Linked DNA regions of Mus musculus: region 2 is linked to region 1. Evidence: chromatin loops called from intact Hi-C (ENCODE). Cell type or tissue: gastrocnemius. All regions are shown on one strand. Each heading gives the region's core, and the rest is flanking DNA. Links, peaks and the distances in the headings are about the cores only. Region 1 overlaps Abcc2 (ATP-binding cassette, sub-family C (CFTR/MRP), member 2). Region 2 overlaps Dnmbp (dynamin binding protein).

Region 1 (8,544 bases), core at 250-8,249:
AGTCCCGGCACTCAGGAGGCAGAGGCAGGTGGGTGTCTGTGGGTTTGAGGCCAGCCTGGTCTACAGAGTGAGTTCCAGGACAGCCAGGGCTACACAGAGAAACTCTGTCTCAGAAAACAAAAACAAAAATAAAAACAAACACAAAAGAGATTAATGAAGCTCAAGGAGGCTTATGAGAGGGCACCCCAGAGTCACTTGGTTTTTTTTGCCATTTTATTTATCCCTCAAGACAGTCAAGGCAGAGTAGGACACCGTTAGATTGAACCAAGATTAAATATTCAAGTGTCAGCAATTATACATGGTTCATCCTACACAAAGTTGCCACTCTTAGTCTTCATGGCCTGGTCTGGGGTGTGTGGCTGTCTCTCTCTCTCTCAGCTCTCCTTCACTCCACAAAACTCCTGTGATATGTGCAAGCTCTCAATGCCTTCTTGAAAAAGCTCATGTCTGAGTAATCCTAGTACTGCAGACTGGCCTGCACCATGTGGTTAAACACATCCGTGTGGTGGCTGGGAGACATCTAGACCCAGGGAGGACAAGGGACCATATGGAGACCCAACCTTGATGACTAAGAGAGAGACAGCAGCTTGCTTGAAAGTCTGCTTGTTCCCCGATTCTTTTCTCATGGTATCCCCCATTTGTAGAGTACCATCTACAATTCTACAAATACACTAGGTTTGCAGGCAGGAGACCTGAACTCTCGTACCAGTTCACCAAGAGCCAACCTCTTTCACCCAAGCTTTACCCCTGAACGATTCAGAGTTCATATTGCCCTTCATGTGAGCACCACACAGTTGAGTATTCAATTGTTACCCAGCCAATCAGTGTACTGGTCTTATTTCTATGCTAAGAAAATAAGAATTAAAAAAGAATTACCCTTTTTATATCACCACAGCCCTTGAATATAAATTAACTGCTCAGTTAACCTTGTGGTATAACTAACTAACTGAGGTGGTTTCTGAACCTGAATATGTATATGTGTGTGTGTGTTGTATGGTATTATGTGTGTGTATGGTGTGTGTATATGTGTGTGTTGTGTGTAGTATGTGTGTGTATATGCGTGTGGTATGTGTGTGTGTATGTTGTGTGTGGTATGTGTATATGTGTGTGTTGTGGTGTATGCTTGATATAATTTTTTTTCTTCTATAGATCACACAAACCCTGAACTGGCTAGTGAGGATGACGTCAGAAGTAGAGACCAACATCGTGGCTGTTGAGCGAATAAATGAATACATAAATGTGGATAATGAGGTGAGAGTTATCGAAACTCGGGCGGAGGTCCCCAACACGCTCTCAAGAGGGCATCTTTACCTTTTTTTTGGTTTTTCGAGACAGGGTTTCTCTGTATAGCCCTGGCTGTCCTGGAACTCACTTTGTAGACCAGGCTGGCTTAGAACTCAGAAATCTGCCTGCCTCTGCCTCCCGAGTGCTGGGATTAAAGGCGAGGGCCACCACCGCCCAGCTGCATCTTTAGCTTTAAAGAACAACTTTCAAGTCTCACATGCTCTAACCCAAAGGACTTAATTTCTTCAAATGTAAGAGGAGGAAACAGTTTTCCTAAATGGTGGTGCCGTTCTAGAAACCCATAGAGCAACCTTGTAGGGTATCTTATTGAATAAAGTCAGAAAAGCCCAGTCCACTCAGGTAGAGGTCCCCGCTACCCTTCTGTCAAATGCTATGAGTCCCACGGCAGCTGTTGGCTGGACTGCTTACCACGTCCAGCGTTTCTCATCCTTTCCCCTTGCCAGGCGCCGTGGGTGACCGACAAGAAGCCTCCGGCAGATTGGCCCAAAAAAGGTGAGATCCAGTTCAACAACTATCAAGTGCGGTATCGGCCGGAGCTGGATCTGGTCCTGAAAGGGATTACTTGTAACATCAAGAGCACCGAGAAGGTGGGTGAGAAAGACGGCTCTGCTTGGGAGGACTCAGGGAATAGCCGGGCACAGAAGGAGGGTCCCAGGCCTTCGCCGTTTGGGTGCAGGGAGAGAATGGGGATTCTTCCTGTACTCTGGGAACGCAGAAGGGACCCACCCGGAGGGCTGGATCCTGCCTCCCTGCCAGCCCACTGGGGCTCATTTCCTGTGCGGGCTTAAGGTGTGAAGTCTCAGACCTGGACGCAGAACTGCTGAGCCTAAGCAGGAGAGAGTCTAGTGTTCTGGTCTTTGAAGTTGAGTACACTCTTACAGGTCTAATGGAGCAAAGCTATCCATCAATTAATCAACCTGGGCAAGGGGGCTGAGGACCAGGGGTGACCCAAGGCTCATCTGGTGACAAGTCTTTCCTTCCCGCTACTAAAAGTCAAAACAAACAACCCAGTTCTCCCTTTGGCAGCTCAGATACTCAAATCAGAGCATCATGGGCAGATTAGCATGGCCCCCGAGCAAGGAAGGGGACACACAGATCCATGAAGTGCTCCGCAGTTTAGAGCTGGAGAGTTAGCCATCCCCAAGGAAGCACACGGCAGATGTCCGTCCCTGAAAACGTACATACACGCGGCGTTACACAGACCACGCAGCTCACGCTTAGGGATGTACGTCTGTGTATTCATGTGAATATGTGCATTACATATATGCGTGTAGCAACAGTTAATGAGAAAAGAGACAATGGATTTGAGAGATAATAAAGAAGGGTGTGTGTGGGAGGCTTGGAGGGGAGAAAGGACGGGGAGAAATGTAATTATACTCTCAGAAGACAAGAGAGGTAATACAAAATAAATTATTACATTTTTATTTATTTTGTGGGTGTGCACATGCATGTGTGAAGGACACAGAACAACTTGTTCCACCGTGTGGGTTCCAAGGGTTGAACTCGGGTCATTTGGCTTAGCAGCGAATGCCATCACCTACGGAGCCATCCCAAAGTTCCTTTCTGTCTACTTAAAAAAAAAAAAAGATATTTATTTTATGTGTGTGAGTACCCTGTCACTGTCTTCAGACACACCAGAATGGGACATCAGATCCTATTACAGATGGTTGTGAACCACCATGTGGTTGCTGGGAATTGAACTCAGGACCTTTGGAAGAGCAATCAGTGCTCTTAACCACTGAGCCATCTCTCCAGCCCTCTGTCTACTTTTTAAATGAAATCTTTTTTAAAAAGGGAATAAGCTATGACTGTCAAGATTGGCGGTGACAACAATGGAGAAGAGGGTTTGTCTATTTCCAGCGGTCACGGTCTTCAGCACACAACTCAGGCGGAGTATGGGAGAGCCATTTTTTTTCTTGACATCTGGGCATTTTTTCCCTCTCACCAAAACTAAAAGCCATTTGATATATTTGGTATGGGGTTCTTTTTATCACGTGCGATTGTGAATACATAGGCTAAATTTTTTTTCCTCCGAGAATTGCATGTTGAAGTCGATGTAAATGAACTATATTCACAGGTCGGTGTGGTGGGCAGGACCGGAGCTGGAAAATCATCCCTCACAAACTGCCTCTTCAGAATCTTAGAGTCTGCAGGTGGCCAGATCATCATTGATGGGATTGATATTGCCTCCATTGGACTGCACGACCTTCGAGGGAGACTGACCATCATTCCCCAGGTTAGTTAACGAGGATTTACTTGGGCACACGCAGTGGGGAAACACTGACATGCATTCAATTACAAAAACAACTCTGGCAGTTGTATTGCTTAGTTTTCTTGTCATTGTACCTGTCAAGAAACAACTTACAGGAGGAAGGGTTAATTCGGCTCACTGAGAAGGGGCACAGTTCTTGGTGGTAAGGCATAGCAGTAGGCATGTGGGACGGCTGGTCCTACTGTGTCTGCACTCTCCAAGTGTCAAATATAGACACTCTCTCCCAAAAGTTGACTATCAAGATTCATCTTCATACCACGATTCCAGACGAATTCCCCGAGATTCTGTTTCTCGACTAAAAAGTTCTGTATTTTGCATGTGACCGGTGGCTGCTAGAAGCTACCAGTAGGTGGCAGCAACGCGCCAGCACTCGGATAGAGCAGATGATTAGTTGGCGTTTCTGTTAGCCCATCAGGGTTTGCTGAGACCTTTGTAATTAGCAGTAGCAATTTTGCCGCCGAAGCTTGAAGTCATTAAGCTTTATACTCCTCATTTGATGCGGCTAAAAGATAGAGGAGGGAATTTGCTGCGGGTTTTTGCCAGCAAGCGGAACATTCATCGTATCAGCAAGAAAGACCTCCCTTTGGCTTGCTCTATGGACCCCACCGAGTTAAGAATTGCCACAGAGACCTCTCCACTCACAGGAGGCGGAGAACCATCGCTCCCTCTGCACTGTGGCCTGGTGCCTGTGGAGGGTTTAATGTTGCTTAGTACAATGTGACATTAGATGCCCTCTCTGTCACTCTCCCCTCTATTCCACTGAGACAAGGTCTCTCGAGGAACCTGTAGCTCGCCGTTTTGGGATTTGCTGCTGCTGCTGCTGCTGTTGCTGTTGTTTTAAGATGTTTTATTTTATGTGCTATGAGTGTTTTGCCTGTGTGTATCTAAGAGCATTTGGACCTGGCTCTCACAGAAGCCTGGCATTAAGATCATGTGTTAAGGAGTGTTGTAAGCTGCCGTGTGGGTGCTAGGAACTGAATCTGGATCCTCTGCAAGAATACTAAGTAGCAAGTGCTTTTAACCACAAGCCCCTCAGGAGGATTTTTGTCTTTGGCCTTTTAAAGGTTTTGTTTTGACTAGCTCAGTGGTGGGTATCTCCGGACAGCCTCTAGTCTCTGCTTCTCTCTCCCTCTCAGCGTGAGCACATAGGCTCCACTTTCTGCGGGATGCTGGGTACTCAAACTCGGGCTTGTGCGTGAGAATATCTTGTCAGGCCCCGGGTTTTCTTAGTTTAGTGCATTGTTCTCTGTGGCCTCTTCAAAACATAAGAGTTTCTCAGATGACTACACAATCTCTTTCTATGTCTCTTGGTCTCCCTTGTCCTAAGCCAGGAGGCTTTGTTTCAGGAAATGATGGTCTTTTCATCTGGATGTCTACAAGTGGGTCCCAGAACGGAACGAAGCAGGTGCAAACCAAGGACCACCGCACCCCCACCCCCCACCCCGTTTAGTGTTCCGGTTGCAGGTACTCGGGGCCTTCAGAGGCTTCCAAAAGCTCAATCGTGAGCCAGCTTCCTGCCTAGAGTTCATGCCAGACCACTCCTACCCACGTTCTCCTGGCCACAAAGAATGACTGAGCCCTTTGCTGACATAAGCCCTGATGGCTTCCCATTCTCCAACTTGCAGGACCCCATTTTGTTCTCTGGGAATCTGAGGATGAATCTCGACCCTTTCAACAAATACTCGGATGAGGAGATCTGGAGGGCCCTGGAATTGGCTCATCTCAAATCCTTTGTGGCTGGCCTGCAACTTGGGTTGCTCCATGAAGTGACAGAGGGCGGTGACAACCTGAGGTAAGCTACTTCTTCCACGGGCTGTGTGGGGGTGTGAGGGAGTTGTTTCTTATGTTCTGGTCTTAGATACCATCTGGCATTGTGGGATTTATAACTGTGTAGATCAAATTCCTAATGTGTAAAAATGCGATAAAAGCAGATGTTAAGCCGGGTGTGGTGGTGCACGCCTTTAATCCCAGCACTTGGGAGGCAGAGGCAGGAGGATTTCTGAGTTCGAGGCCAGCCTGGTCTACAAAGTGAGTTCCAGGACAGCCAGAGCTATACAGAGACACCCTGTCTCGGAAAAAAAAAAAAAAAAAAGCAGATGTTAAAAATGCACAGGAACACATGTTGTTATGAAATGTGCCCTTTCTGTGACATTATATGACATGAACTTACAAGTGCCATTTTAGTGGAAAAATCACAGAAACCAGAGTCTCAAGGCTCAGCAGCAACAGCTGGATCCCTGGTCCAATCTGGTATATTTGTTATGAAACACAGACTGGATGGACATGGGGACATGAAGATCCCCTCGGGCTATAAAAGGCATCTCAGTTTGAGAACCTCCAATCTAAAGGGACACAGATAAGATTTACTGCCAGCAAAGCTCTTGGGCATTGCAGAAACACCTTAAATTGATAACAGTGACTCTCTGAGTTTATAGTTTTTACCTTAATATATATATATATCCTGACACTTGGCTTGTGGTCTTCACTGTGCATTTGTTGACGCAAGGTTCTGGCCTTCTCCCCATGAGAGTTTGGGGCTCTCCTTCACATACTGAAGCTGAGCCATTAGGCAAAGCCTGTGGCTCGTGGGCAGTTCTTGCTTTTGACCCAGGTACCTCCACAGTGGAAGGCCAGGCATAGACCACCAGCAGCTAAAGCATCAGTAGATCAAACAAATGGCCTGGAAGCTCTGGATAAACGTAGGAGCTTCATATGAACACGGAAGCTCAGCCCGTGTGCCTTCTAGTCTGAACCTACATCTTAGCAAGGTTCCCAGGTGGCTTGTGCGCTGTTACCTGAGAAGCCTGCTTAAAGCCCTGGTCCCCAACTAGACTGAGGGACTCAGCCAGAGAACTTAAGTTCCACTGTCCAGACTGTCCCTCAAAACCAACTGGACCCAGGACCACGGTGACTTCACCCAGGGGACACTTGCATGGCTTGGTGGCAAATGTCATCTGTCTTGCTTTCCTTTGCAACAGATACAGGGGGCAGCAAGGCTTAAATAGCTGTTTAGCCCTATATAAAAGACCACTCAAATATGCAGTCAGTAAATATGTATTAATACCTACTATGTGCCAGGCACTGGAGACACAGAGGCAAACCTCACAGACCCAACCCTGGATTTCCAAGCACATAAAACATATTGGGAGAGGCAGGCTTATGGGATAAATGGCCACACTGTTAATACTGCAGGGGCGACATGGGGGACATTATGTCAGGATGTGACAGTGACATTCCCTGTCTTGCCCGTGCAAAGAGATACTTCACTCTCTTACTAGGGCTTTTACTTTAGACCTGCGTTTCAGACTTGGTTTAGGGAATTAGAACTTGCATATATCAGAGGAGGAACAAATCAGATTAAAACACCTTTGATAAGTGACAGGGGTGAGCACCAGAGAGCAGAAGAAAGCCCAGGTGGCACTGTGATCATAAAGTACAGTTGACCCGGGCAGAACTTTGGTCCCGGCTAAGTTGTGATTCTGCAGGGTGCCTGATCTTACACTACAGACAAACATTGGGAGTTCATTTTGTTTGGCTTCCTATCTCTGGCAGAAATGTTCTTACAGAGGAGTTACAGGACGTTAGTCTAACTACCCGTTTATTACAATCCCTAATGACCGCAGCAGGCAAGAGTAATCAGCAAATTCCCAAATTTTTCCTTCACATCATTTCCCAGAGCTCCTTTATGTAAGCAAGAGGTCCAGCTTTCATTATAGACTTTTACCAAATTAAAGCTATTTGCATTTTACAAGTATATTTGAATTCCACATACATTGCATCTCACACCAAGACACCAGGCTCATTAGATAGCGTCGTCTCTAATCAAGGCAGAAAGTCTTAAACAAATAATTAGCCTGAGACTAGAATTGCACATTAAAATAATGAATGCATTTGCTAAGGCCACAAAGAAATGGCACTGGGGCATCCTTAGGAAGTGCCACCCTATGTCAGCGGTGTCAGGGCAGACACTGCCGGCGTATGCTCCTGTTATTGGCAACTGCCGCTATCATTTGCCAAATGCAAAAAAAGCACTGTTTCTGGGGCAATGTCTTCCAAACTTGCTTGAACATGAAAGTATCTGGAGTGCCTATTAGAAATGTACATCTCTAGGCTGTTCCCAAATCTGTATTAAAGGAGATCCAGAAACAAACTTTTTAAATCAAGTATTCCCGGTAAGTCTTCTTACTGAGGACGTTTAGAAAACATTGCCTATAACGGTGGCCATGGGGAGATTTTGAAGTCGTTTTGGAAATCTAGATTGGATCGAATCATGAAACTGACCCCAAGCTACAGCCTTCACCCTAGTCTTTGGAACTTATATGAGGCTTCTTCTGTTGATTGCAGCATAGGGCAGAGGCAGCTCCTATGCCTGGGTAGGGCCGTGCTTCGAAAATCCAAAATCCTGGTCCTGGACGAAGCCACAGCCGCAGTGGATCTAGAGACGGATAGCCTCATTCAGACGACCATCCGGAACGAGTTCTCCCAGTGCACGGTCATCACTATCGCACACAGGCTGCACACCATCATGGACAGTGACAAGTGAGTGTGTGAGCGCCATGGACAGCGACTAGTGAGGGGGCAGAACCTAACCCAGAGCAACAGTCACAGCTTCAGCTAGAAGCCCAAAGGCACGCCACAGCAGGAGGCTTAACGATGTTATTTGGAACTCTGAGGCCTCACAGTTTTAATACATTTAGCCAACATTGTACATCAAGCTAATAAAAGCTAATGGGGCCAAGGATAAAATAAGAAACTGTACTGGGACTATGGGAAGCTTAGTCAGTCTTACACAGATGACAGATGTGGACATGGGCCTTCCCAGCTACCACAGCCTCAACCTTTCCTACAATAGGGCAACTGTTTGGAGAGGAAGGAGCCCCGTCTTAATCCGAGCATCCTTAAACAACAAGTACTTTGTAGCAAACACATGTATCCTACTGCTCTGGCCCCTTGTTGAGTGTTAGACA
Region 2 (8,544 bases), core at 133-8,132, 74 kb after region 1:
CAAAACCTTCTGGGAAAATGCCCCTCCGACCCTCTAACTCTCCCTCAAACCAGCCCGGCTCAGGAACCCCGATAATGGTGATCAGGTCTCCTTCCCTGAAATCCAACTCCTCGTCCAACTGGGCAGAAAGGCCCATGAGGGCCCGTGCTTGTCCCAGGGAGTACTCTGGGGCCTGAAGCAACGCACTCTGTGCGTGCCAGCGTCGGCTCCGAGAGGAGAGGCAGAGCTCCTGGACACAGGAGGATGGGAAGAAGCCCCAAGCGCCCCAGCAGCTTCGGCCCTGCAGCCATCCTGCAGTGGGAGCGCTGTCGTCGAGAATCACCAGGTCTCCTGGAGAAAGAGAAGCAAAAGTCAGGACCTTGGCCAGAGCCCCAGGGACCAACTTCATAGCAATTGGGCACTCTTGGCTGTTGTTGGGACAGGAAGGACTGTGTGCGCTGTGGCCCAGGCTGTCACCACAGCTCTCCTGTCTCGGCAGGCATCCTCAGTTGCTAGGATTGCATGCATATTTGAGATGAATCTCTCCTTCCACCACCTGGATCCTGGAGATAGAGCTCAGATTGCTGGGTGGGCAGCAAGTACCTTCACCCGCCGAGTCAGTAGCCAGTAACCAGTAACCAGTAGCCAGTAACCAGTAACCAGTAACCAGCTCTTTAAATAACCAATATCTCAAAACATAACCCAACAGTTACATTTGTCCTAGTGTTTAGATTTACCAGTTTTAAAAGCGCATCCCAAGGTTCTATAATCAATTGCTTTATAACCAACGCTGGATTATATGACTATGGGTACTCATTTTGTGGATTACTAATTTTAATCGTCCTTTTCGCTCCCCTCCCACCCCCCGGCCAGTGATTGGGTCAACTCTCTGTTTTGAGCTGCTTGGGGGGATGTAGAACAGCAGCAAACAGTAAGACAGACAGACAGACTGGGGCAGCAGCTCATGGTTTCCAGCCAAACACACTGGAGAGTGGGCTAGCTGTTCTGTCCTTGTTTTTATATGCTCCTGGGCCTTTAAGAGAGATGCACTGTATATGCATGGCTGTTTGCCTGCATGTATGTCAGGGCACCAGATGCATGCAGTGCCTGAGAAGAAGCAGAGGGAGTCAGATCTTTTGGAACGAGAAGGTGCTTGTGAGTCACTAGTAGATGCTGGGACTTGAACCCAGGGCCTCTGCGGGAACAGCCAGTGCCTTCAACTCTCAGTCACCTCTCAGCACTGTTCTTGATTTCTTTTAAGGACATTTATGGGTACTTCCTCCCTAAGTGCATGTAAGCGAGATAGCTAGCGACGGGCACACTTCTCTTTTGTGCCCTTAGAGTCTGAGATGTCGGTCGCCTTTGAACAGCGAGCGCTCGGCATCCATCTGTCTATTCTTTGACCTCCACTCCCAGGTTCATCTCATCCTCCTGCATCTAACACTGGCTCCCATTGATAATGTCCTTGCTTCCTCTAGTTTCTTCTCTCAAAACATGTCTTCCGCTTATTAATTCTCATTGCTAATACCCTAACCTGGCCTCATCCCCACTGACTTCTCTTTGAAATTTTATCCCAAACATTTCTTCCAGCCTATCAAATTATAAGTGGGCCAATATATTTTTACCTCGTCCCTTTTCTCAAGCCTTAGTCATGAAACATGACGGCCGACTGCTCACCAACTTCTTTTCTAATAACCCGTCTCTGTTTTCTGAGATAGGGTCTCAATCCAGTGCATGGGCTGGCCTGAAACTTGTGCCAATTCTCCTGCCTCAGACTCCCAGGTGCTAGGAACAGCCCTATCCTTATCAACTGAGATCAATAAAACATGTTTGCTCTGTACACACTCTGAATAAGTTCCTTCACAAGGGCGCCAACGGCCTACTCTGTCTTTGCCGCATCCGAGCGTGGCTCAGGTTTCATCCAGTTTCTGCTCTCTAACAACCCATCACGATCTCACCCATGAGACACACGCTCACACAAGAGGGTTTTTTTTTTGTTTTTTTTGTTTTTTGTTTTTTTTTTGTTTTTTTTTTTTGTTTTTTTGTTTTGCCTTTGAGACAGGATATTCCAGACTGGTCTCAAACTTCCAATCCTCCTGCCTCAGCCTTCCAAGTGCCTGCATTAAAAGCATGTACCACCATACCCTGCTGAACACCCCAAATCTTTACTATTGCTTCTGTCTCATTTGAAACCTCAGCAGTCTTCCTTAAAATGTGTTAGGAGATCATATCAGCTTGGGGACCCCCTGTGGTCTACCAGTGAGACCCCCCACTTGTCCCTTCAATCCTGGCGTTTCTATCTCCACAGTGCACAGCACCCGACACAACAGTTTACACTTAGTGGCTGACACCTCGAATATTTTCCACTTCTTTTTATTGTCCTGCCCCCCATAATTCTGTAGTCCTTAATTTATGAACCCACATCCACCCCAGCCAAAGCCTTGGGTCCTGAGAATTACAAGTGTCCCCTCTCAGGGCCCTAAGGCCTGCCAGCCAGACCACAGAGGAAAGTCACTGGTGACATGACTGCCCAGACACAATGGGTCTCTTGGTGAATAGGAGAATCAAAGCATGCCATAACTCCCACTCAGCCAGCTTTGAATGCCTCGCTCACTTCTCGCAGAGCTGTCTGTTTGGCCAGAGCTCCATGAGCCCGGACAATAGGGTTGTTCTCCTCTCTATTCCAAATGAGCCGTTTGGATGAGCTTCACTTCCGGGCAGCCAGTCACTCAGAGAGTGATTCGTGATTCGCAGATAATAAAGGTGGACTTTCAAAACAAGACAAGACAACGCCCAGCTCCCCACCCCCAACACACAAGTTAGATGACTTAGTTACTTCAGTCCGGGCACTCCCCACCTTACATTTTTGATTGTTTTTCCCCCATACCTGGTAACTGCCTTTATTTTATAGGCCTAACTGTTCCTGGGGTGGTTTGTTTTTTATTTTTTTAAAAATCTCTTGTTTTAATTAGTCAAACAAGCTACTCCCGTGGAGTCCTGGCTAATCCTTTCGGACCGGAGGATACCCAGTAATTGTAGTTCTTGGTAACTACGGTGGCCTACAGGTTTGTCCTTACAAGCCCCTGCCACACTCAGCAGGATGACATTCCAGCTGGGAAATTCTAACATGGTCCTGATCAAAGACCCAAAATGGTGGAGTTGGTTTTTCTGGAGAATCTAAGGATTAATACATTCTCTTATAGGAGGAGGAATGATGTGTGGTATCCCATAATATGTAGTCCTTTGTTATTTTTACTCTCCTGATCTTTTTCTCTTTTGCTTCCGGTATTCTTTTTTCCTTCCCTTTTCCTTTCCTTTCCTCTTTTCTTTTTTCCTTCACTTTTTGTTCTCTAGTTTTGACTTTTTGGACAGTGGGTGACTAGCCACTCATACTGAGTCTTCCTTCTAGAAGACTGTTTTGTTTCTGAATCGGAAGCAATTGCTTGGCCTCGGGGAAGGGGGCAAGGGTGACACCTGCTGGAAGAGTCACTGATGACCTCAATTCCAGGACACTCTGAGGGAGGCATCCAGCACAAACCCTCCTAGAGTGTGAACAGGCCAGGCCGGGGCACATCACAACCGAGGAGCCACAGAGCTTCTCTTTGCCTGGTTCACACTACAACCCCAGCAATCCTAACAGCCACCCTGACATATGGAAGTCATCACCTCCAACTGTTACGCAAGGAAACTGGGTCTGAAAGTCGCAAATAACTAGTCCAACATCACAACTACTGCCCAGCGCGTGGCAACAATGGATTTAGATGTAGGACCATCAGCAATCTATCGTCTAGGCTAGGTTACCCACTTTTTAACACTACTCATAACACAAACACAAATCATGCGCGTGTTTGCATGCACGCAAGCAAGCACACACACACACACACACACATAGTTTTCTCTTTTGGCAATTTTCGTTTGTGTGTATGGCTGTGTTGCTTGCATGGTTGTCTGTGCACCCTAGGTGTGCAGTCCCAAAGAGGCCAGAAGAGGGAGCTAGATCCTCTAGAGTTGGAGATACAGATGATTGTGGGCCTCCATGGCATTGTTTGAAATTGAGCCTGGATCCGCTGGAAAAGCAGCCGGTGCTCTTGACTTCTGAGCCATCCATCTCTCCAGCTGCTCTTCATAATCTTAATGATAATTCTTAAAGGTAACTTAACAACTAAAAAGGCACAAAATGGCTCTCATGTAGCCCAGGCTGGCCGTGTAGCTGAAGACAACTGAGCTTCAGATCTTTCTGCCTCTATCTCCTGAATGCTGGGCTAGTTAACACTGAACCCGGGGCTTTGTGGATGTTAGTCAAGCAGACTACCAACCAAACTATACTCTTAAAAAAAAAAAAGATTTATTTATTGTTATATGTAAGTACATTGTAGCTGTCTTCAGACACACCAGAAGAGGACGTCAGATCTCATTACAGATGGTTGTGAGCCACCATGTGGTTGCTGGGATTTGAACTCGGGACCTTCGGAAGAGCAGTCGGTGCTCTTACCCACTGAGCCATCTCACCAGCCCCCCCCCAATACTCTGAAAAGTGTCCAGATCTCCTTCTGATCCATTCATCAGCAGTTTTGTACACACGGAGGAGAAGCTACACCATACAGTGCTGGCTGGGCTTGAGTCAGCTTGGCATGCAAACTAGCGTTATCTGAAGGGAGGGAACCTCAACTGAGAAGATGCCTCCTGAAGACCTGGCTGTAAGACATTTTCTTAATTAGTGATTGAAGGAGGCGGGCCCAGCGTATTGTGGGTGGGGCTATTCCTGGGCTGGAGGTCCTGGTTTTTTTTTTTGGTCCTGGATTTTTTTTTTTATGAAAGCTCTTCCCCCTCAACTTGCTTTTCAGTCACGGTGTTTATCACAGCAGTAGAAACCTTAAGACAGCTACAGTGAAGGTTCCTAGGGACAGATCAAAAGCCCCCAGGGATCTGGATTAACAACCATAGAGCACAGGGCTAAAGGAATGCATATTCCGCTATGAGCTGGTCTCATGCAAATTTACTTTCCATCTAATGAAGTGGCAGGACTGTCTCAAGGCCTAGACTTGAAAATCAGGGAACCTTGGACTTACATCTGATAAGCTGTGTGCAGTCTGAAGCAATACTTCATTCTGTAGTAATGTTGTCTCCAAATAGCAAAATTAATTCTTACTGATGTAAGATATAAAGAAACAAAAGGAATTAAACATAATTTCAGTGTGCCAAGCTTCACAGAAAGGGACAAGATACAACTCAACCTCTTCATCAAGAAAGCTTGACTTATTCAAACCAGAAGCCATGTCAAACCATGAGACATGCCAGGTGTGGGGAGAAAGCCCTGAGAGTTAGCTCATCTCTTTCTAGTCCTCTCTCCTGTGGACCCTCATCCCAGCATCCTCTCCTCTCTCCTGTGGACCCTCATCCCAGCATCCTCTCCTCTCTCCTGTGGACTATCATCCCAGTGTCCTCTCCTCTCTCCTGTGGACTCTCATGCCAGCATCCTCTCCTCTCTCCTGTGGACTCTCATCCCAGCATCCTCTCCTCTCTCCCGTGGACTCTCATCCCAGCATCCTCTCCTCTCTCCTGTGGACTCTCATCCCAGCATCCCATCCCAGCATCCTCTCCTCTCTCCTGAGGACCCTCATCCCAGCATCCTCTCCTCTCTCCTGTGGACTCTCATCCCAGCATCCTCTCCTCTCTCCTGTGGACTCTCATCCCAGCATCCTCTCCTCTCTCCTGTGGACTCTCATCCCAGCATCCTCTCCTCTCTCCTGTGGACTCTCATCCCAGCATCCTCTCCTCTCTCCTGTGGACTCTCATCCCAGCATCTCATTCTTCTGGACTCCATGTTAAGCTCTTTGGGTTTAACAGATCACAGGGAGTCAAGTTAAGGCCCACAGATTCATGGACTCAGCAGTTAAGATCATGTCCTACTCCAGAAGAGGACCAGAATTTGGTTCCCAGTACCCATGTGGCAGCACACAACATTTCTAACTCCAGTTCCAGGGAATCCTATGTCCTCCCTGGCTTCTGTAGGCACCAAGCATGCACATGGCGCACACGGGCAGAACACTGTGCATAGTGTTTGTTTGTTAATTAAGATTACAGATTCAGGGCTGGAGAGATGGCTCAGCCATTAAAGGCTAGGCTCACAACCAAAAACATAAGATTACAGATTCAGGGCCGGACAAAAACCTCAGCAGCTAAGAGCTTTTGCTTGCCATGCAGAGAATCAGAGTTCAGTTCCCAGCGTCCACGCACAGTGACCCACAGCCACCTGTGACTTCCGACCAGTGGAGCTGATGTCCTCTTCTGAGTGTCACAGGCACTGTGTGTGCATGTCTGTTTTCACTAGGAGCCAGGATTAGGACAGACAGTGTCCACTCTGGAGCTGGAGATGCGACTGGGTGGCTGAGAGCTGGTGTCACTGACTAGTGTGTTCATGGCCCCGGGTTCAACCTCCAACCCTGAAACATACATACATACATACATACATACATACATACATACTTACATATGTACAGACAGACAGACAGACAAGGCAGCCACGCTGTCTTCTGTACATGGTCTGCAGAGATGCCAAGAGGCCTTTGCCCTTTGTCCATCCTACCTGGGGAAGCTTGCCCTGGACTCCCGACTGCTGCTGGGCTAGCTATAAGCGAGGACAAAGACCCTGCTCTAATCTCACAGTCTACACTGACTTCCTACCAGAGGGGAGACTGAGTACAGGCTGACATGCAGGAAACTCCCACGACATTGAGGAGGAACATGAGAAAAAATTCCAGTATTCTTTTCCTCTTATTGACTAAGGGTTAGAGAAGTTTGCTAGGTCTCGGTTCCCCTCTCTGTCTCTGTCTCTAAGTCTCTGTGTCTCTGTCTCTGTGTGTATGTGTGTATGTGTGTGTGTGTGTGTGACCTCTGCCTTCAATGTCATATGAAGAACAGTTGCAACACAAACAACCCAGCTTGTCAGCCCTTCGACTTTGATATGATGACTGAGTCTGGATCGCAAGCCTCCTCAGTCTGCAGCACTCCTGGTCTCTTAACCACGTGGGTGCATGGAAGTAGGTTCCTGTCCATCTTTGGGAGTGTACGCCTACTGGGGTACACTTCGAGAAATACCTGACTCATCCTGGGGAGGGGCTAGCACCACCTGTCTAAACTGGTTCTCGTGAGAACTTTACGTTGTCCAATGGAAGCACAGTAACAGGCACTCTTGCATTTCTCTCGTTTGTCAAAATGACCGTTTCCCTGTTGTACATTAGTAGGTAGCAACACATTGGCAAAATCGTACATGGGGAAGAGATTAGCACTGTCTAAAGTGTCTACAGCGTGGAAGAGTAAAAAGGTGACACTGGACAAGGCCACAGCGACGAGTCGCTATCCTGAGGCCTCACTTCTTACCTGTAGAAATAATAGTTTGCAATAGCTTTCAAACTATGCTATTATGTATAATGTACAGTTACTAACACTCTTAGTGTTGAAGGTCAGATAAGACTGAAGAGATGGCTCAGCAGTTAAAAGCATATTCTCTTATTCAGAGGGCAGCAGTTCATATATGTCAGGCAACTCCCAACCACCTATAACTCCGGCACCAGAGAGGCTTATGTTTTCTTGTCACCTCCCCAGGTACCTGCCGCTCATGTGCACATATTCATATCCCCCCATCTCTCTCTCTCTCTCTCTCACACACACACACACACTTAAAAATAAAGATAAGTTGGCCCAATGGCTCACGCCTTTAATCCCAGCATTCAGGAGTCAGAAGCAGATGGATCCCTGTGAGTTTGAGGCCAGCCTGGTCTACAGATGAAGTCCCAAGCCAGGGATATATAGTGAGGCTCTGTCTCAAAAACATAAAATCTAAAACAATATAAGAATGTGTAACCATGAAAGTTATCACACGCTCCTAGCGTAAGGCCTCACCCTCATCCCCTCATGTCAGTGTGGAGGACTTTGCAGAGAGAACTGCCCGGTGTGAGTGAACATTTTAAAAGCCTCCCGTTTGCAAGGTTCTGCAAACCTCCGAAGCTTTGCTTACCCCGATGGAGGGAAAGACTGTTCAGCTCTCGAGATACGAATTCGCAGATGCAGACAAACAGCCTCTCGCCCTCTTTCAGACTGGGAATTGTCACGATCTCCACAAAACTGCTGGGGAACTGTCCTGAGAAATGGAAGCACACCAGTTACACACAGAGTGTTCTTTTCATCGCAGCCCGAGTACAAGGACCACTTCTTTTCTGAGTCCATTTACAAATCCTGAGTCGAAAACTGACTTAATGCTAATAATTAGAGAATTTACTGTAGAAAAAAGTGTAAGGTACAAAACCAGATGTCTGTAGAACACAGAGAATACAATTTAAAATCATTTATTGGGCCAGTGAGCTGATTCAGAGGGTAAAGGGGGCTTGCTGCCAAGCCTGACAGTTAGAGCCCCAGGTCCACCAAGGTAGGAGGGGAGAAATGAATCCTGCAAGCTGTTCTCTGTTCTTCACATGCTCCACACATGCACTGGTATATGTCCACTCACGCATGCATGCACATGCGCGTGCACACACTACATGCCCAAATTAGCATTTACCACTAGCA

The links. A loop is a pair of places that touch in the nucleus more often than their neighbours do. Peaks named below come from ENCODE experiments on the same cell type or tissue, not always from the same donor. Only the 100,000 strongest peaks of a DNase experiment are listed, where the experiment ranks them.
Region 2: it touches region 1 in a loop (15-fold over the local background); 7 of 42 quality-filtered maps call a loop at or near these places.

Annotation. Positions count from the first base shown.
Region 1 is chr19:43,828,663-43,837,206 of GRCm38, forward strand. Abcc2 (ATP-binding cassette, sub-family C (CFTR/MRP), member 2) reads left to right here. Exons shown (of 32, transcript NM_013806.2): 27 at 1,150-1,251; 28 at 1,749-1,892; 29 at 3,383-3,541; 30 at 5,203-5,369; 31 at 7,922-8,116. Among named protein-coding and RNA genes, the nearest start is that of Gm10768, 5.9 kb to the right of the region's middle. In gastrocnemius, for the core only: a CTCF peak has its summit at 3,921 (motif pointing right); a DNase peak (open chromatin) is centred at 3,937; H3K4me3 peaks cover 212 bases.
Region 2 is chr19:43,902,729-43,911,272 of GRCm38, forward strand. It overlaps Dnmbp (dynamin binding protein), which reads right to left. Exons shown (of 16, transcript NM_028029.4): 3 at 7,997-8,119; 4 at 1-330. Among named protein-coding and RNA genes, the nearest start is that of Gm50217, 14 kb to the right of the region's middle. In gastrocnemius, for the core only: CTCF peaks have their summits at 3,449 (motif pointing left) and 4,003 (motif pointing right); a DNase peak (open chromatin) is centred at 3,460; H3K27ac peaks cover 295 bases.